Linked DNA regions of Homo sapiens: region 2 is linked to region 1. Evidence: chromatin loops called from intact Hi-C (ENCODE). Cell type or tissue: dorsolateral prefrontal cortex. All regions are shown on one strand. Each heading gives the region's core, and the rest is flanking DNA. Links, peaks and the distances in the headings are about the cores only. Region 1 overlaps SIL1 (SIL1 nucleotide exchange factor). Region 2 holds the start of LOC124901079 (a long non-coding RNA gene).

Region 1 (8,833 bases), core at 2,086-7,085:
CTCACCAATCTGTATTGCCAGCTTACTGCAGCCCAGAGCAGATGTTTGGGGAGCAGGTGGGAGGAGGCCACTCGGCCCCCACCTCTCTCAGTGCCTCATGTCTTCCACACAATTCAGACAAGACTGGGGGTGGGGATTGGGCCCTGTGTAAACAAGACGTCTCTTCTTAATGTCTTTTCTCCAGAATGGAAAACAAAAGAATGGGATGAGGATGGCAAGAAGCCAATAAAGGGAGAGGGAGCAGTATTGCTGGGTCTCTGGCAGCTTCTGACACACCTGGCAGGACCCATGGGCAGTAGCTGAGTTTCAGGACCAGAGCACAGAAAGAACTGGAAAAGGTTCTAAGTGTCCTGGACAAGCAAAGCCAACTCAGTAGCCTGCCATGGAGCCCTTGGAATTCCATCTTATAAAATGCTCATGTTATTAACCTACACTGTATGTTCATGTATTTGTTTTCCTGAATCTCCTGGGAAAAGTGAAAGGGCAAGAATTCCTACTTCCATTTTATAAGGAAGAAACTGAAGCAAAGAGACAAAAGAAACAAAAACACTGGGTAGTATAACACATGGACTTGAAGTCAGACAGACCTAAGGCCAATTCTTGGCTCTGCCACTTCCTAGCTATGTGATCTTGGACACAACTTCACTAGGCCTCAGTTTCTTCACCTATAAAATAGGTACATTAAGAATTTCTACTTCAAAGGTTGGTAGCGAGGATTAAATAAAGCAATGAATAGGAAGTACTGGGTACAGCACCTAGCATCTAATCATCACTCCATTTTTTTATTAGTTGTTTTGTTTGTTTTCTGAGACAGGGCCTCACTCTGTCACCCAGGCTGGAGTGCAATGACACAATCTCAGCTCACTGCAACCTCTGCTTCCCAAGCTCAAGCAATCCTCCCATCTCAGCCTCCTGAGTAGCTGGGACTACTACCGAGTAGCAGATATGGTGTGCCACCATACCTGGCTTTTTAAAATTTATTATTTTTGTAGAGATGGGGTTTCACCATGTTGCCCAGGCTGGTCTCGAACTCCTGGGCTCAACTGATCCACCCATGTCAGCCTCCCAAAGTGTTGGGATTACAGTCCTGAGCCTCGGTGCCCGGCCCACTCCATCATTGGAATGGAAATGATGACTGCTGCCCTGGACCCGCAGCCCATCAGAGCCAGGCCAGGCAACTACTCTCCAAAGCTCCTGCTCCCTGTTAGATCCACACACTGTCCAGCTGACCCATGCCTCAAATGAGGACCAAAGCCTTTTGTTGGGTAGCTACTCCCAGGAGGTAAAGGAAATAAATGTTAAAGGATGACCCTCCTGGCTGAAAATGGAGAAACCCGAGGCAGTTTTCTGCTGAGCCCCAAGGCAGACCCAGCCCACTCAGTGCTTTTCCTAGCATATTGGCATCCAGAGAGCCAAGCCACCAACATGCAGAACTGCCAGCTGCAGGAACAGCTGTAAGACAATCACCTGCTTTACAAACTGAAGGTTAGAGGATGAGCTCTTCCACAGACACACATTCATTACTATTTATGGGCTGCACAAACTCATATGCACACATACAGTCACTCACCTCTACACAAACAGAAGTGCACTACCTAATTTAAGCAGACAAATATGAAGCTGGAGAAACAACGCAAAGAGGACACTGAAAGGACGCCCCTGACAAGGGAGAACAACGTGCAAAGGCTTAAGAAAAGAAATGGAATTTTAAAGAATAATTTGAAGGACAAGAAAAACAAGTTTGTAATAGTCAGGCAAACAAGCTTTTCCCGCCTGAGACAATACTAAACAGAAAGTCAAGAGGCAGACAGCAATTAAATGGAAAGTCTTTGAACAGCAAAACAAATGTGGCTTCTAACTAGTCCAGCCCCCAGCTGGCAAGGTGGCTGGACTGGAACATCCCTGAGCCAGTGGCCATTTGTACAATGGGGATAATATCTCCCCTATGTTTTGAAGTCATGCCTAGGGCCAAGCAAAGAGGGACTGCTCTCAACAAACCCAAGGCACCCAAGAAAAAAGGTTATTAGAGGAGGCTGTTGGAGGGTAGAGGGTTCACAATGGATCCAAGCCTCTGCCTAACCAGAGAGCTACAAAGAGCTACAGAGAGCTACAAAATCCACCGTGCAGCCTGCAAGGGAGAACAGTGGCAGTACAGATGTTAGCCCTGCCAGAGGGCACAGGGAGCCAAGAAGGGCTCCACAGGCCCAGCTGGGAATAGGCACCTGGAAGGAAGACAACATGGGATGGGATGAAATGGGAAGGGCAGTGAGGAGCATTCCTAGCCCTTTCTCTGTACTCCCAGAGGTGGAACACGACCTACTCCATTCCCACTCCAGTAGAGAAGAATACAGATCTTCAAGAAGGGAGCTAAACAAACTAGCAAAAAAAAAAAAAAAAAACTGCAATCACAGCGACAAAAGTTAGTGCATCCAATGAAAAGAAATCACATGACACAATCGGGCATGGTGGCTCACACCTGTAATCCCAGTACTTTGGGAGGCCAAGGCAGGCAGATCACTTGAGGTCAGGAGCTCGAGACCAGCCTGGCCAACATGGCAAAACCCCATCTCTACTAAAAATACAAAAAAATTAGCCGGGTGTCATGGTGCACGCCTGTAATCCCAGCTACTCGGGAGGCTGAGACAGGAGAATCTCTTGAACCTAGGAAGCAGAGGTTGCAGTGAGCCGAGATCATGCCTCTGCACTCTAGCCTGGGTGACAGAGTGAGGCTCTGTCTCAAAATTAGAAAAAAAAGAAATCACATGACAAGCAGAGTGACTGAATAAAAAGCCTAGCCTGGCCCTCTCCAGATCTCTCCTACTTGGCCACAGCTTGCAAAGAATCTGAATGCTAGAAGTGAGCTTAAGGCTCAATCTTTATTTGGACTGCTAAAGACCCAGAAGACATGGCAGGCACTCAATACCTACATAGAGAACAATTGGAATTCAATGCCATTAGGCGTGGAACTTATCAATGGATCCAGGAAGGCTGTGGCAACCTCATACCTGTTGAAGACGAAGAGGTAGACAGGGCTAAGGCAGGGCAAGAGTTTCAGTGCTATCAACACAGAGGTGATCATCAAAGCAACAGGAGCAGAGCGACTATCTTTCTAGGGAGAAACCTTAGAGAGAAAAGGACAGCGGACCAAGCATAGTCTTCAACTCATGGCTGCACGTTAGGAAAAGGGAGCAAGCAAGGAAACCAGAGGAGCAGCCACATGATTAGTGCAGACCTACACAGGTCAAAAGAGTGGAGAATCCTGAGAAAATCCAGTTGTAGGCAACAATGTCAGGAGATCAGTCACTGGATTTGGCAATGAGGCAGTCAGAGGGCCCTTCAAAAGAGTGTCCACAGATGAAGACATAGAGGCACAAGGGTAGGCCACTCCAAAAGGCTCAATGGGTCCACTAAATTTTGAAGATTTGAGGCCACATTTCTAAATGTGATTTTTCAACATTTCACTAAAGTCTTAATGAGAAAAGAGAAAAAAAAATTCCTCCATGGGTGCAACAGAGGGATTCTTCAATACCATACATAAGTTCCTATGATTGATGAAGAGCTACCCCACAACACACATGACCTCAGGACAATGATGGGCATCAGTCACTCCAGCAGAAGGAGGGGGCAGGGAGGTAAAATTTCTAAGAAGAAACTCCCATCAGACACAATTCTACCTTCTCTGGGCTCTCAGCCATGCCTCAGACTGCCCGGAGGCTTTAGTCCTTCCACTTTGTGGAAATGTAATAATAACTCCGCCATGGCGGAGACAGAGAAATACCCTAGTGCCACCCCTTCCCCCAGCATTCAAATATACTATCTGGGCATCCCAGAGGAAAATTAATTCTGTCAAATAATAATTATAGTCAACATTTATAGAGAACTTTCCATGTTGCAAGCAAAGTATTAGTTCATTTACTCTTCACGACAACCCTCTGAGGTGGTTCCAATATGCTGCTCATTTTACCCATGAGGGGACCAAAATTCAGAGAGGTTAAGTAACGTGCCAGAGTTCATGCAGCCACAGAGCAGTAGAGTCAGAATTCAAAGCCAGTTTGGCCCCAAAGCCATGCTCTTTCCATAGCCGTGCTGTCTCTCGAGGGGTCTGTGAAATCAGCCACAGAAACTGGACTCATCATTTTATTTGTTCTGCAACAGTATAAATAAAAAGGCACATTTTGTGTCAGGACAGAAATTTTTTTTTTAATTTTATTATTATTATACTTTAAGTTTTAGGGTACATGTGCACAATGTGCAGGTTTGTTACATATGTATGCATGTGCAATGTTGGTGTGCTGCACCCATTAACTCGTCATTTAGCATTAGGTATATCTCCTAATGCTATCCCTCCCCCCTCCCCCAACCCCACAACAGTCCCCGGTGTGTGATGTTCCCCTTCCTGTGTCCATGTGTTCTCATTGTTCAATTCCCACCTCTGAATGGGTGCTGGGAAAACTGGCTAGCCATATGTAGAAAGGACAGAAATTTTTAAATGAGCCTACTGGGGCCCTCTTGTGGAAAGACCCACCTCTACCATGTTCTAGTTTCTGCACCACACACAAACACACACCACACACACGCGCACACACACACATACCACACACAGGCACCTTGATTACTAAATGCCCTTGGCACAGACCAGCCAAGGCATAGGCACAGGCATTCAGGAAGAAGAAATCCCTTGACTCAGATTGCAGCCAGGCTTCCTTTGTGACTTGATCCCTTAAACTCCTATCACTCAAGCTTCCTAGCTATACACGAAGCAAAAGCATCCCTGCTCCCCTTCATGGAGCCCAGTGCCAGGCACACACACACATATACACACACACACACACACAAACCACAACCACACACACCACGTATATACACACACCCAACTGTCTGGCAAGAACTTGACACCTCGCCCCTCCATGCAGAAAATACACAAGACAGAAGTATTTCTACATGGCAGACAAAGACGGAGTCTTCTTTGGTGAATGGGGCTTGCCTAAGCATACCAGCAGTTGACCAGATGAATCAGAGGAATACTCAGGTCCTAGTCTGTACTTTCCAGTAGGTCCTAGACTGTAAGCTCCTAGCAAGATACAGACAAGGGGACCTACTCCTTATACCTGATCCTTGACCCTGCCTGAGGTACCGGGAGTGATCAGCCCATGTCTGATAACAACCAAGGTTACAAGAAGCTCCATTCCCTTCCAACCCACTACAGTGTAATAGGAAGAATGCAGGCTCTGGATTTTGAGCCAAGTCTCCCCTACTAGCTGTGTGACTTTGGGCCAGATGCTTAACCTCTACAAGTTTCAACCCCTTCATCTATAAGAGGACTTGATAGTAACTATTTAGTATGACTGTCTATATTAAATGAGATGACATAGAGCATATAGCACAGTGCCTGACACAAAATGAGGGCTCATAAAGCTTATAGCTCTCACTACTATTATTAGAGAAAATTCTGAGCAAAGAATAGGATAAGCAAAAGCAGCGAGGGCTTCACCCCCATACAGAACTGTCTTCTGTTCTGACAACCAAGCCCCTCTTTGGAGACTAGCTTCCCTGAGCCACAAGTCAGCCCACACACCTGGACTATACTCTGGGTGGTTACAGACACATTTCCATTGAAACCTTTAAGCGATGCTGGCTGGCTCTGCATCAGTGCCAGCTGACTGACATCAAACACTTCAGAGTCCCGCTTCCTGATGACTCAGGCCTGTCTCCAAATTCCTGCTGCCACTCTCCTACCTCTAAGGGGGAGTCAGGGAGAGTAGGAACAGCCGGGGCAAATGCAGCTGACCTAGACTGCTGGGACCACTGTAGACAGATGCAGCTAGCATCCAGGGACTAAGGGTCCCAGGGCTTTTCTTCCCTCCCCTTTTAAAATAGTAACTGGATCTCCTGACAGTATGTGCGATGGGCTTTCTCTATAGCCTGCTCCCAAAGAACACCAGGGACTTTCACACCACAGTCATCCAGATACCACGGTCAGGGTTCGAGGGGAGGAGAGATCAGAATTCATCTTTCCTTTCCCCTGATGTCTCTAAGCTTCCAGAAAACATCAGGGCCTCTTAAAGGGGCTAAAATAGGGAAGAAGGTATGATTTCCAGTCCATAGTTCTAAAGGAACTATCTGCTAACTGGTAAGTACAATTTGTTTGCCATTTCTATTGCAAGCATTCAGCACTCACACTCTAAAAGCAAATACCACACAAAGATAATTTCAGCATTAATGTCAGTTCCTTGAGCACACTGGGCACCATACTATGGAACAGAATATACAAAAGATATTGTCACTTGCCTCAGGTGGATGATGTCCTGTTCACATTCAGTGGATAATGTGGCCTTCCACATCTTAGTCTCAGACAGCATAATTATTAAAAAGAAAAGGACAGGCGCAGTGGCTCACACCTGTAATCCTAGCATTTTGGGAGGCTGAGGCAGGTGGATCACATGAGGTCAGGAGTTCAAGACCAGCCTGGCCAACATGGTGAAACCTCATCTCTACTAAAAAATACAAAAACTAGTTGGGGCCGGGCATGGTGGCTTACACCTGTAATCCCAAAACTTTGGGAGGCTGAGGCAGGTGGATCACCCGAGGTCAGGAGTTCAAGACCAGCCTGGCCAACATGGTGAAACCTCATCTCTACTAAAAAATACAAAAATTAGTTGAGGCTGGGTGCAGTGGCTCATGCCTGTAATCCCAGAACTTTGGGAGGCCGAGGCAGGTGGATCACTTGAGGCAGAAGTTCAAGACTAGCCTGGCCAACACGGTGAAACCCCGTCTCTACTAAAAATACAAAAATTAGCCAGGTGTGGTGATGGGTGCCTGTAATCCCAGCTACTCGGGAGCCTGAGGCAAGAGAATTGCTTGAGCCTGGGAGGCGGAGGTTGCAGTGAGCCGAGATCGAGCCACTGCCCTCCAGCCTGGGCGACAGAGCAAGACTCTGTCTCAAAAAAAAAAAAAAGACACTAATTACAACTTTGTAATAATGAGCTAGGCAATAATTAGGGTACTCCTTAAACTAATTGGGGAGCCCCAAGAAAATAGCATTTACTTACAGAAACACTTAGCAACAATACGAGGATGGGTCACCAAGCACAGGACTTGCTACTACCATGTTGGTATCAACTATGTCTTCCAGGTAAGTCAGCAACTGCAACATTTTATTTTTAACATGCCTGAGAGCCCAAGACTATTTATAATACCAGATCCTTAAAAACTTGAAAGGGAGATGAATTTTAAAATGTACACATTTACATATGTGGGCAGAAACACAAAAATCAGATGCCTCTCAACACAGCTCAGGGAGCCATAACTCACGGCTTTCACAATCCCACCGAATGCCCAGAGAAAATCCGGGCACCTTCTACAAGGGATGGTAGGAAGCTGGGTAGGTAGCCAAGAAACAAAGAAACCTAAACTCAGTACTTGGCAGGACAATTAAGGAGCAGAGGATTTTAAATGCATTGTTTCTGACTCTAAATATGGCTACATTTATTACCAATTTGGGATCAGAAACCACATTTAGTTCTGTCATGACCACATGCTAAAAATATTAAGCAGAGTATTGCCTAGGAAACAGCAGTTCTCCCTGCTGCGGCAGCTCCACTTCAGAGCCATCTCTGCCATGGTCACAGGGTTTCCATCCTGTGCTTTGCTGAGAGCACAGTTACAAGCAGAACTGACACTGTCCTGCCAAGACGTCCCCCCGCATTTTAGAAGGCAGCAATAGGAACCAGAGCTAGGGACTGCACAAACTCCTCATCCTCTCCAGGGCTGTTTTAGGTGTCAGTGAAGCTCTATTTCATAGGCCTATAACTAGAATCCATCTGACTGGGAGCTCCACAGCGGGAGGGACAATTGTCTGTGTAACATACCACTGTCTCCTCATTGCCCAGCACTTTTCCTGGCACTCAAAAAATAGCCATTGATTTAATAAAATCAATAATCTAAAAAGAACCATTTGGAAGAGTACAATGGAAAATAACACTGCCATTAAAATAGGTAAAAATATGGACTGTGGTAATACATAAAAACAGGTGCTGGCCAGGCACAATGGTTCACACCTGTAATCCCAGCACTTTGGGAGGCCTAGGTAGGAGGATGACTTGAAGCTAGGAGTTCAAGATCAGCCTGGGCAGCAAAGTAAGACTCTGTCTCTACAAAAAAAAAAAAAAAATTTTTTTTTCATTAGCAGGGCATGGTGATGCAACTATGGTCTCAACTACTCAGGAGGCTGAGGTGGGAGGATGGCTTGAGCCCAGGAGTTCAGGGCTGCAGTGAGCTATGATCACACCACTGCACTCCAGGTTGGGCAATAGCGAGACCCCTATCTTTAAAAGCAGATGCATAAAAAATTGTTGAGTGGAAGTGAAAGCAGCAGAACCTAATGGCATACATATGTAAATTACTACTTTGGAAAGAAGTGTGTGTGGCCACCTCTATGATCACATGTGAACTTAGAATTATGGAAAACTGTGCTCAATGGAATCTTTCACCCTGAAATGTTAAATATCTGAGAAAACACTTTAAAATACATTATTTTCAGCACAGAACCTACTCCCTTATCAGCTGACTTGTTCTGATCTCCTGAATGGCTCAGAGGCCTTGTTCTTGTTCAGCAAACCCAAGATCAGACCATACACTCATCAGCCAAAGGAAACAGAGAACACATGGAAAAAGCCGCAGTCTTAAAGTCCAACTTAGCAACTTGACCCTGTAAGGGCAGTTTCCAGGCTGCATAATCAGAATGGCTGGCTGCCCAGACAGGCGGCCAAGATGGAAGTGTCAAAACAAAAAAGTATGGAAAAGTTCACCTGGCCCAACTTCAAAGCCAAAGCTC
Region 2 (8,833 bases), core at 2,624-7,623, 180 kb before region 1:
GTGCAGCTGTAGGAAGTGTGCCTGTATGGAGAAAGAAGGAATGCCTGCCCTAACTCCAGGGGAGAATGAAGCACAGGGAAGATGCACAAGGCAAGAGGGAAGCCCAGGAGAAGAGGAGGCCACAGTGGACCACCTGTGCTTCCTGCGGCAGCAGGAAGTCGTGGGGCTGATTGGGGCTGGCAGAGGAAACTGAGGAGGGGTGCAATCCTGCATCCTGGGACAGGAGAGGCTGAGAGGTATCCCCTAGTCCTTTCCTACTTCACCCCTCAGTCCTGCCAGCTTCGCTTCCAAAACACACCCCAATTCTGTCAGCTCCACCTTTGTCCCTTGTGTCCTGCGATCCAGTGCCTCCTGCTCTCACCCTCTCCTCCAGCCCCCAAACCCTCACAGCCTGGCATTGCGGGTGATAAAGACAAAATCAATCCCTTCCCTGGGACTGCGAGGCTCTGCAGGCTCTGCCCCCACTGTGCGCGGCCTGGACCCACTCACACCCACTCCTGTCACTCTAACTCTCCCCTGGGGCCTCTGGAGGCGCAGCTCCGACTTCCAGGTGCACCCCCGCATTGGCCCCATTCACTCCACGGCTCCCTGCACACCTCACCGCCACTGACCGGCCTCCCCTGACTGGCCTTCTCTGCTTATATGCTGCTGTGGTTTGAGTGTGTTCCCTAAAAGTTCAAGTGTTGGAAGCTTAATTCCCAAGGCAGCAGTATTGAGAGGAGCTGCCTAGGTCAGGAGGGCAGCGGGTTCCTTACGGGAGAGCGGTTGTTATTCTAGAGAGCAAGCCCGGCCCAGCATGCTTTTTTCCGCAAGTGCTCTTGCCCTCTCACCTTCCACAATGTTGTCATGCAACACAAAGGCTCCCGCCAGATGCACCCACCCAATCGTGGATTTCCCAGCCTCCCGAATCATGAGCCAAAAACTGCCTTTTCTTTATATTATCCAGTCCCGGGTATTCTGTTAAAGCAGCAGCAGACAGACTACAACACAAGCTCAGGGGAATTCTCTGATAAACATCTGCCTGAAAGCTCAGGGACGACAGGGACTGCGGATTATTTTCCCAGCACCCGGCACAGCAGGCAGCACAGGCAGGCAGGGTCCCCCTGCGGCCCTTCAGCTCCTCAGATGCACCAGAGGCCATGGAATCCAAACCCCAGGCAGGCATCTCACCACTGCAGAAGCCCAGATGTCAGGGCATGGTCTCTCAGTAGAGGTCCTCTCACAGGCCAAGGTACATATGAGGACTGCCTGGGGCCTGGCAGACCCCAGCACCCTGATGGGGGTGTCACATTGCCCATGGGAATTCCACAGTCCTTGGCTGTCATGACAACATGCTGCAGTGATCCCCGAGCTGCATGGCACCCCTCCATCGTGGTGGACAGCTCATGTCCCTCCACCTTCAGGCAGCTCTGGACCCACCCCTAGCTTGGCTAGGTCTTCATTCTTAAGCGCTGCAAGAGGCTGGACTTAGTGACTCACGCCTATAATTCCAATACTTTGGGAAGCTGAGGCAGGACTGCTTGAGCCCAGGAGTTCAAGACCAGCCTGAGCAACATAGTGAGACCCTGTCTACAAAAAACGAACAAAATTAACCAGGCATGGTGGCATGGACCTGTAGTCCCAGCTACTCAGGGGGCTGAGGTGGGAGGATCACTTGAGTCTGGGAGGCAGAGTTTACAGTGAGCCAAGATCGTGCCACTGGGTGACAGAGAGAGACCCTGTCTCAAAAAAAAAAAAAAAAAAGAAAAAAGAAAAGAAAAGAAAAAAGAAAAAAGAAATCACAAGAACAGAGAAGCCCTGACTGCCTCAGCCCAAGTACAGTGTGTCCTAAATCTCTCTGGCTGAAATTTATCTGCTGTCCTCCCTGAAAGAAGAGGGCCATTTCTGTACTGTTTGTAGAGAGATGCCAGTCCTCCCCTCCCCAATCATGTCAGCACCCCAAAGCTTCCAGAGGCAGGCTCCCGGGGCCGGCAGCCTCGGGGCAGCCTTGGTGAGCCTGCCTGGTGGTAGTGTGCTAGCAATGTGTCAGTGCCATAGTGCCCAGGATGCCAGGGCTGGGGGCAGCAGGGACACACACCCAAGACACCAGAGAACAGAGCCCAGTTTCCCTGGGAAATGCCCAGCCAGCTGACATGTCCTTCTCCAGGCTCACTGGCCCAGTCCCAGAACCTGAACTGTGCCCAGGCCTTATCAATTGGATCTGAGCACCACATGGCTGCCTGCTGTTCTAAGAAACTGGATTTCTGCAGCTTTAACAAGAGAAGAGAGAGAAACAGGCAAAGACAGAGAGTTGGGGAGAGACAGTGATGGACAGAGGTGGCCACAGCCATCCCGACACTGCCTGGGAGAGAAGGCCTGGGGGAGGCGTGTGCAGAGGGAGTGAGGGGCCCAGCCTCCACCATTCGGCAGCAGTTCCAGCGGCTGCCCAGCCCTGCTCCACTAGTCGGCATGCGGCTCTTCTGGGGAGCGTGTGGCCCGAGAGAGGCAACTGAGGAAGCCCTGCCAATGCTCTCTGCAGTAGCTGAATTAAGAATCCAGGCCTGGCTGGTTTTCCTCTCTCCTCCTTAATTAAGATGCTTCTTCAAGCTTGCAAACAGGGCTGGGCACCAAGTCTCCTCCCAAGTGGCAAGCAATTGGGTCCCTGAGACTCTCAAGGGCAGCCACTCTGAGGCCCTGCCCAGAGCCAAAGCTCACAGAGGAGGCACCTCCACGTTTCTAGAATCCGAAGAGTGAGTGCCATTCGAAGGAGCTCTGGGCTGTTCTACCCCCTCAGCCTTTTGTCCCCTCGGGGCCTGGTCTCGGCTGCTCCAAGGCTTGCCTCATACTGAGCCCTCTGCCTGCACACTTGGCCGTGACCATGGCTGGCAGGGCCACCTCCCACTCCTCATCAGCCCTCAGGTTTCAGCTTAGCCACCACATCTCACATGACATACTCCCTGACGTCCCCAATCTCTTCCAACTGTCTGTCTGTCCATCCATCCAGAAGCACACACAAAGCAAACAAGTGACGTCCGCAGTCTCTTCCATCTGTCTGTCCATCCACCCAGAAGCACACACAAAGCAAACAAGAGGAGACTGGGTGGGCCTGGGCACTCACCTTCTCCGTGACCAGGTCGTAGAGCAGTGTGACCACGCGCACGGCGAGCACCTCCGTGCCCTTCTCCTGCACCAGGGTCCTCAGGACCTGCAGCCCCCCGAGCTTCAGGAACTGCCGCTGGGCATAGGGGAAGTGGCGCAGCAGGGAGCACAGTGCAAACAGGACCTGGGGGCACAGACCCAGGGGTAGGTGAGGGGCCAAGCGAGCTGGACCTGCCCTGAGGCCCAGGGAAGGCAGGCAGAGGTGCCCCAAATTAGTCCCCATTCCTCCCGGCCCCACCTCAGTTACAGCTATACCCCAGAACCCAGGACTGTGAGGCCAGGAGGGACTCAGACACCTTCAACATTACCAAGTGAGTAAATGGGAGGTAAACAGAGGCCAAGGGTGGGAGGCCAGGAGTAGGGCCCAAGGCCACAGCACAGGAGCTGCCCCCAGGCCTCTAGTCACCTCGGCACACTGCCATCTGCTTTAGTTGAGTGTAACTTCTCCCCCTGTGCCACCCAGCAGATGATGCTCAGGCCCCCATGGTAACATGCACAGCCTGGACAGGAACCCTTTCCTTTCAGGCCCCACACGTGTCCTGGAGGCTGGGCAGGAGGAAGGGCATGGAAACACACCTTCTTCTTTGCAGTGAGCGGCTGCTCCGTGGCCAGGATGACCAGCAGCTTCTGCAGGGCTCCCCCTTCGATGGCCTCCACCTGGACCTTGGGGTTGCTGGGGAAGAAGCACAGGACAGCATGACTACCCTGCCCAGCCCAGGGATCGGATGGTCAGGGAACTGAGCCCATGTCAGCCATCCCTGGGGAGAAACAAGAACAACAGAGGTTCCCACACGGGGCAAGTCAAACTCAGCTGGGGAAACAAAGACCATCTGGCACAGACCCACGTGGGAACAGCGGCCCACAGCACAGGTGACAGGGCTGAGTGCTCCCATGCCAGCCCCCACTCCCCAGCAGCCAAGGGGCTGGAGTGGGCTGGGAAGGTGAACAACCTCTACTACTGTAAAGACATTTCGATGCCGAAGGTGCTCCTTCAGCGTCCCTCCCGTAGGAAGCCTTTCTTGGCGCTTCCCAAGCCAGTGCCGGATGTTCCTTCCTCCATGACCCAAGCACATCACACACTGGGGCAATTACTAATGGGTCTGTTCCCCTCTGGGTCTGGTGCCCCAAGGCCAGGGCCCCATCCCTCTCCTCTCCTGGGTCGGCACTCAGACTGCACATAGAAAATGCTTGCGGGAGAAGGCAGGAAGAAAGTGCAAGAGACAGGAGCCTCTGAATACCCAGGCAGATCCTAAAACAGGACAACCCAATGCCTCCCACTGGGCTCCCACTCTATAACAGCAGCTACTGTCAGCTTCTCTGCCCTGTATTCTCAGCACTCAGCACAGAGCCTGCCACGTCACAGGTCCCTGGACAGTAGGGAATGAATGAACGACTGAACGAACGAACGAATGAACAACACGTGTACACAACCATGAACATATCAATAGATAAACATACTGCACTAAAGTACTCAAAACCCTGAGCTGCCTCTGGAACTCCTCTCCCCATTCTGGGCTAGAGAAATAGTGATGTGATTAAAACATTTCAGGCCCAGACCTCCCAGATGAAGGGATGAGGGGCCTGGCGGGGACCCCCATCAGGGCAGGGTGCCATGCAGGGGACAAGGCCGGGATCCCTCACAGGATGCCCTTTTGCAGGCTCCTTGCTTTTCAAGATTGCATTAGGGATCAATTAAGGAGCAAGTGTCAAGCACAGGGACCAGATAGTCAGGCCCTTGGGCAGGTCAGGGCTCCCCTCTCAGCAGCCCACATGTGAGGCCCCAGAGAAAAGAGGGGACAGGCACACAAAAGCCTGAGGCCAACAACAAGTGAAGGGGCCAAGCCAGCAGTCAGATGGTGGCTGTCACACCCATCCAACTAGCCCACAAAGGACACCGCAGTCTACCAAAGCCACCGCATGCCTCTGGCTGCCTGCCCTTGGCATGACCACAAGCTCCCAGAGACCCAAAAAGCACCTGTTCCTCCTAACTCCCAACCCTCCTGGCCAGGGGGCCCTCACGGTGTCCTTGAGAGTGAGCCAGGGTATAAGGAAACAAAGACAAATCAGAAGGAGCTGGCTCCTGGTCCTAAACCCAGAAAAGACACACTGTGCCACCGTACAGGAGAGGGCCCGACACACAGCAGGCGTGCCCCCAAAGCTGGCTGAATGGAATGAAGATAGCTCCCCACTTCTATTCTGACCAGGAACAAGCTTCAAGGTCCAGAGCAGACCGAGCACGCTGAGCCAGCTTTCTAAAGAGAAAAGCTCCTTTGTACCACGTGTCACTCTGTAGCCTCTCAGCCAGAAAGGAAGTACAGGGTGGGTGCCAGCCCGTCCCACAGCAACTCCACCCCTGTGTCTGCAGAGCAGCCTGGAGATGGGCCAGAGTCCCTGGGGAAGGGAGGCTGACAGCTCCTCTCCAGATAGGCAGGCAGGCGCTGGCGCAGGGGGGCCTGGGAGCTGAGCTGCTCCCCTGCCCCCCACGACTTGAGACAGGCAGCTGTTTCATCAAAGCATGAGCTAATTAGGGCTGTCTCTGCCATCATGTGCCTAAGGAACGCTCACCCATGACAGGAGGGTCCAGGAAGAGAAGACGACCACGCTGAGAGATTCACACAAACATCAAATGCTGCTTCCCCAAGGGGGCTGAGAGATCTGACATCGCATCAGCCTTTGGGAGCACTGCCAAGGAGTCCCATCCCTCATGGGCCCTCAGAGCAGCAGAGACAAGGCCCTCCAAAGACAGCACAAAGCTCATCACAGCACCCCATCATCGCAGCCTCAGTTAATCACCCAGGGCTGGGCAACCAAAGCCCTTCCACTTTCTGCACTGTGACCAGGGCAAAGAGAAGTCCCTTCTCTTCAGAAGGTGGGCTGATGTGGGTCGGGAGCCACCCACAGCCAAGCCAGCAGCAGCCCAGTCCCACCCACTCTGTCCCCCTCAGGCAGGCTCTTCCCACCCCATTTAGAGTAGGAGAGAAGAGAGCTCCAACATCAGATAAGTAAATCGGAGAGAAAAGAGAAAGTCTGACCTTTTGTAAATTGCTGAAATCAGGTTCATAAGGCAATAAATTCATGTTTTCACCCACAGCCAAGTCTGTGGGTACGGCAGGACCATGGGCCAAACATGGGCTGTGACAGTGCACAGCCTTGGCAGCCCTGGGCCCATGCCCTGCCTGGCCTCTTCACATGATCAGCTTAAACGAGGTACCCATGGAACCCTGGGAACTCCAGGCCTTACCCCAGGGTTCCCACAGCTTCAGGAGTTTCCTAAAAGGCCACCCTGTGAAGTGGCCTTTTAGGGCTGCCCAGGCAAGGGGTTGAAGAAACACAGCAGAGGAAGAGGGGGAAGATGAGGCTTGCGCTTCCAGCTGCTCCTCAGTCCATCCAGGCAGGGCCAGTAGAGCTGAAGGTTTCCTGAGCAATCACCCACCAAGGGTAGAATCTGCTCCTAGAAACAGACCCTCTCGCCAGTCAGCTCTGCCTTGGGCTTTAAATGCTCACAGCCTGGGGCTGGGGGAGGCAACTACCAAAACAGCTCAGAGTGAGGCCTCTGGATGTGCAAGGACCAGGGCCTGCAGGACCCTTGCTGGGAATCTCATAAGCAATGAATGGCTCATGGCCTTGGGCAAGTTTTCACCTGTGAGGCAGAGCTAGGACTACCCATGTAAAAGACAGAACAGTTAATGAATGCCAAAATGCCACACTGCTAGCCAATGCACTGTGGCCAAAAGATAATTACAGTAGGCTCACTACACAAAGAGGCCAGACCACATCTTTGAGAGCACAGCTTTATTTGGCCTGGATGCCTCGAGCACATATCATGTATGGCAGCCCCATCCTCCTCCAGCCTATGGACTCTGGACCAGAGCTGCGGCCCACCCCTGGAGGGACCAGTCCTGCTGGCTGGAAGGTAGGTGTCCTGACAGTTGGGGATCTGAGTTAAGGGGGCGGGGGCCTGGCACGCCTCAAAGTGACATCAGTGGCGCTGGTGTGCTCAAAGTCAACAGAAGGATATTAAGGACGTAGCTCATCTCCGATGCGATAAATGAGAATAAACCTTGTTCAGGGCTAAGCCGGCTGGACTAAATAAATACCATTAGCACTTGGATTACTGGGATGTTCACAATCAGCAGGCAAGTCAGCTGTCTGTGTGCAGAGGGACGACAGCAGCTGCTACTCTGTAAATCTTGCAGGGAGATGGGCTGGGGGTGGGGCAGGCTGCAAAAATGGAAGTGATTGCATTTGCAAAAACCAAAGAGTTTGGGTCAGGGTGACAGCAATTTGGGCAATCAGCCAAGAGTCAGAGGTCATATTTTAGCTAACTGAAGCTAAGCAAGTGTCTGGGTGGAAGGGGACTGAAGGAGCTGACCACAGGGAAGGCAGCCCAGCTCGGCCAGGGGGCCCAGGAGATTGCTGCCCAGCACACACCCCGGGGCTGACTTCACCCTTGGGCTCAGGGCTGGCTACATAATTTTCAGGCCCAAGTGCAACATGAAAACGTAGGGCCTTTTGTTCAAGAATTATCAGAAATTTCAAGACAGTGAGAACAGAGCATGAAGCCAAGCACGGGCCCTTTTGAGTGTGGGGTCCTGTGCCGCTGCACGGGTGGCAGGGCCAACAAGGTATGTGCACGGAAATCCTGCTCCAGGGTCAACCAACCGGAACAACAAGGGCTGAAAAGTAAGCTTGAATTTCTGAAAAGGAAAACAACTGGAAAAGGCAGAGCTCTAGGATGGGAATAAGGATGAGGGTGACTAGTTAGATGGGGGCCAAGGAAATGCTAAGGTGTAACTGAAGAGAGCTTCTGTGATTGAGACTGCCAGGCCAGACCAGGACACCAGAGGCACAGCAGAGGGATGTGCTCACTCACGCGTCCTCGTGACATTTCTAAGTGCAACAAATACTCTTTTCATTCCCTTAGAACAGGAAAAAACTATTATTTTTCTTCTGAAATGCCTCTGAGATGATGCCATGCACTGAGGGCAGAGGGCACATCTCAGGGGTATATGGGGCCAGGCTCAATCATTCACCTGATGAAGTGCAGCTCACCTTCTTGCCCAGAAAGAAAGATTTCCTCTGGTGGCCCCACCTTGCTTATGCCTTAATGTGTGGCCTCCATCATCTGGGAAAGCAAGAATTTGCAGGATGTGTAATCCTGAAATAGATGGGTTCAAGAGACATCTATATTTGCCTGCCATCCAGGGATGAGTGGGGCTAGGTAATCAATCAGTTAAGATACAAACAATTGGCTGGGCGCAGTGGCTCACGCCTGTAATCCCAGCACTTTGGGAGGCTGAGGCGGGCAGATCACTTGAAATCAGGAGTCCAAGACTAGTCTGGCCAACATGGTGAAACCCCGTCTCTACTAAAAATACAAGAGTTAGCTGGTGTGGTGTCAGGCACCTGTAATCTCAGCTACTCGGGAGGCTAAGGCAGGAGAATCGCTTGAACCCAGGAGGTAGAGGTTTCAGTGAGCTGAGATCACGCCACTGCACTCCAGCCTGGGCAACAGAGCAAGACTCTATCTTAAAAAAAAAAAAAAGATACAATTACCGAATTGAATAAAAATGGAATAGGTTTAACAACAACAACAACAAAAAACAAAAAACAAAACAAAAAAAACACTGTACAAATCTTCCACTACAAAGTCAAGCTTCCAGGAATAACAAAACACATGAGCTGCACATCACTT

What was found. A loop is a pair of places that touch in the nucleus more often than their neighbours do. Peaks named below come from ENCODE experiments on the same cell type or tissue, not always from the same donor. Only the 100,000 strongest peaks of a DNase experiment are listed, where the experiment ranks them.
Region 2: it touches region 1 in a loop (2.3-fold over the local background); 4 of 110 quality-filtered maps call a loop at or near these places.

The regions. Positions count from the first base shown.
Region 1 is chr5:139,133,329-139,142,161 of GRCh38, forward strand. The region is part of intron 1 of SIL1 (SIL1 nucleotide exchange factor); the gene reads right to left. Among named protein-coding and RNA genes, the nearest start is that of SIL1, 61 kb to the right of the region's middle. In dorsolateral prefrontal cortex, for the core only: a CTCF peak has its summit at 4,495 (motif pointing left); a DNase peak (open chromatin) is centred at 5,673; H3K27ac peaks cover 3,573 bases.
Region 2 is chr5:138,948,074-138,956,906 of GRCh38, forward strand. SIL1 (SIL1 nucleotide exchange factor) reads right to left here. Exons shown (of 10, transcript NM_022464.5): 8 at 3,715-3,811; 9 at 3,098-3,262. LOC124901079 (a long non-coding RNA gene) reads left to right here and starts at 3,809. Exons shown (of 2, transcript XR_007058954.1): 1 at 3,809-8,833. RefSeq lists enhancers at 776-1,640, 5,305-6,242. In dorsolateral prefrontal cortex, for the core only: a CTCF peak has its summit at 5,498; DNase peaks (open chromatin) are centred at 5,095, 5,498 and 7,328; H3K4me3 peaks cover 1,568 bases; H3K27ac peaks cover 5,000 bases.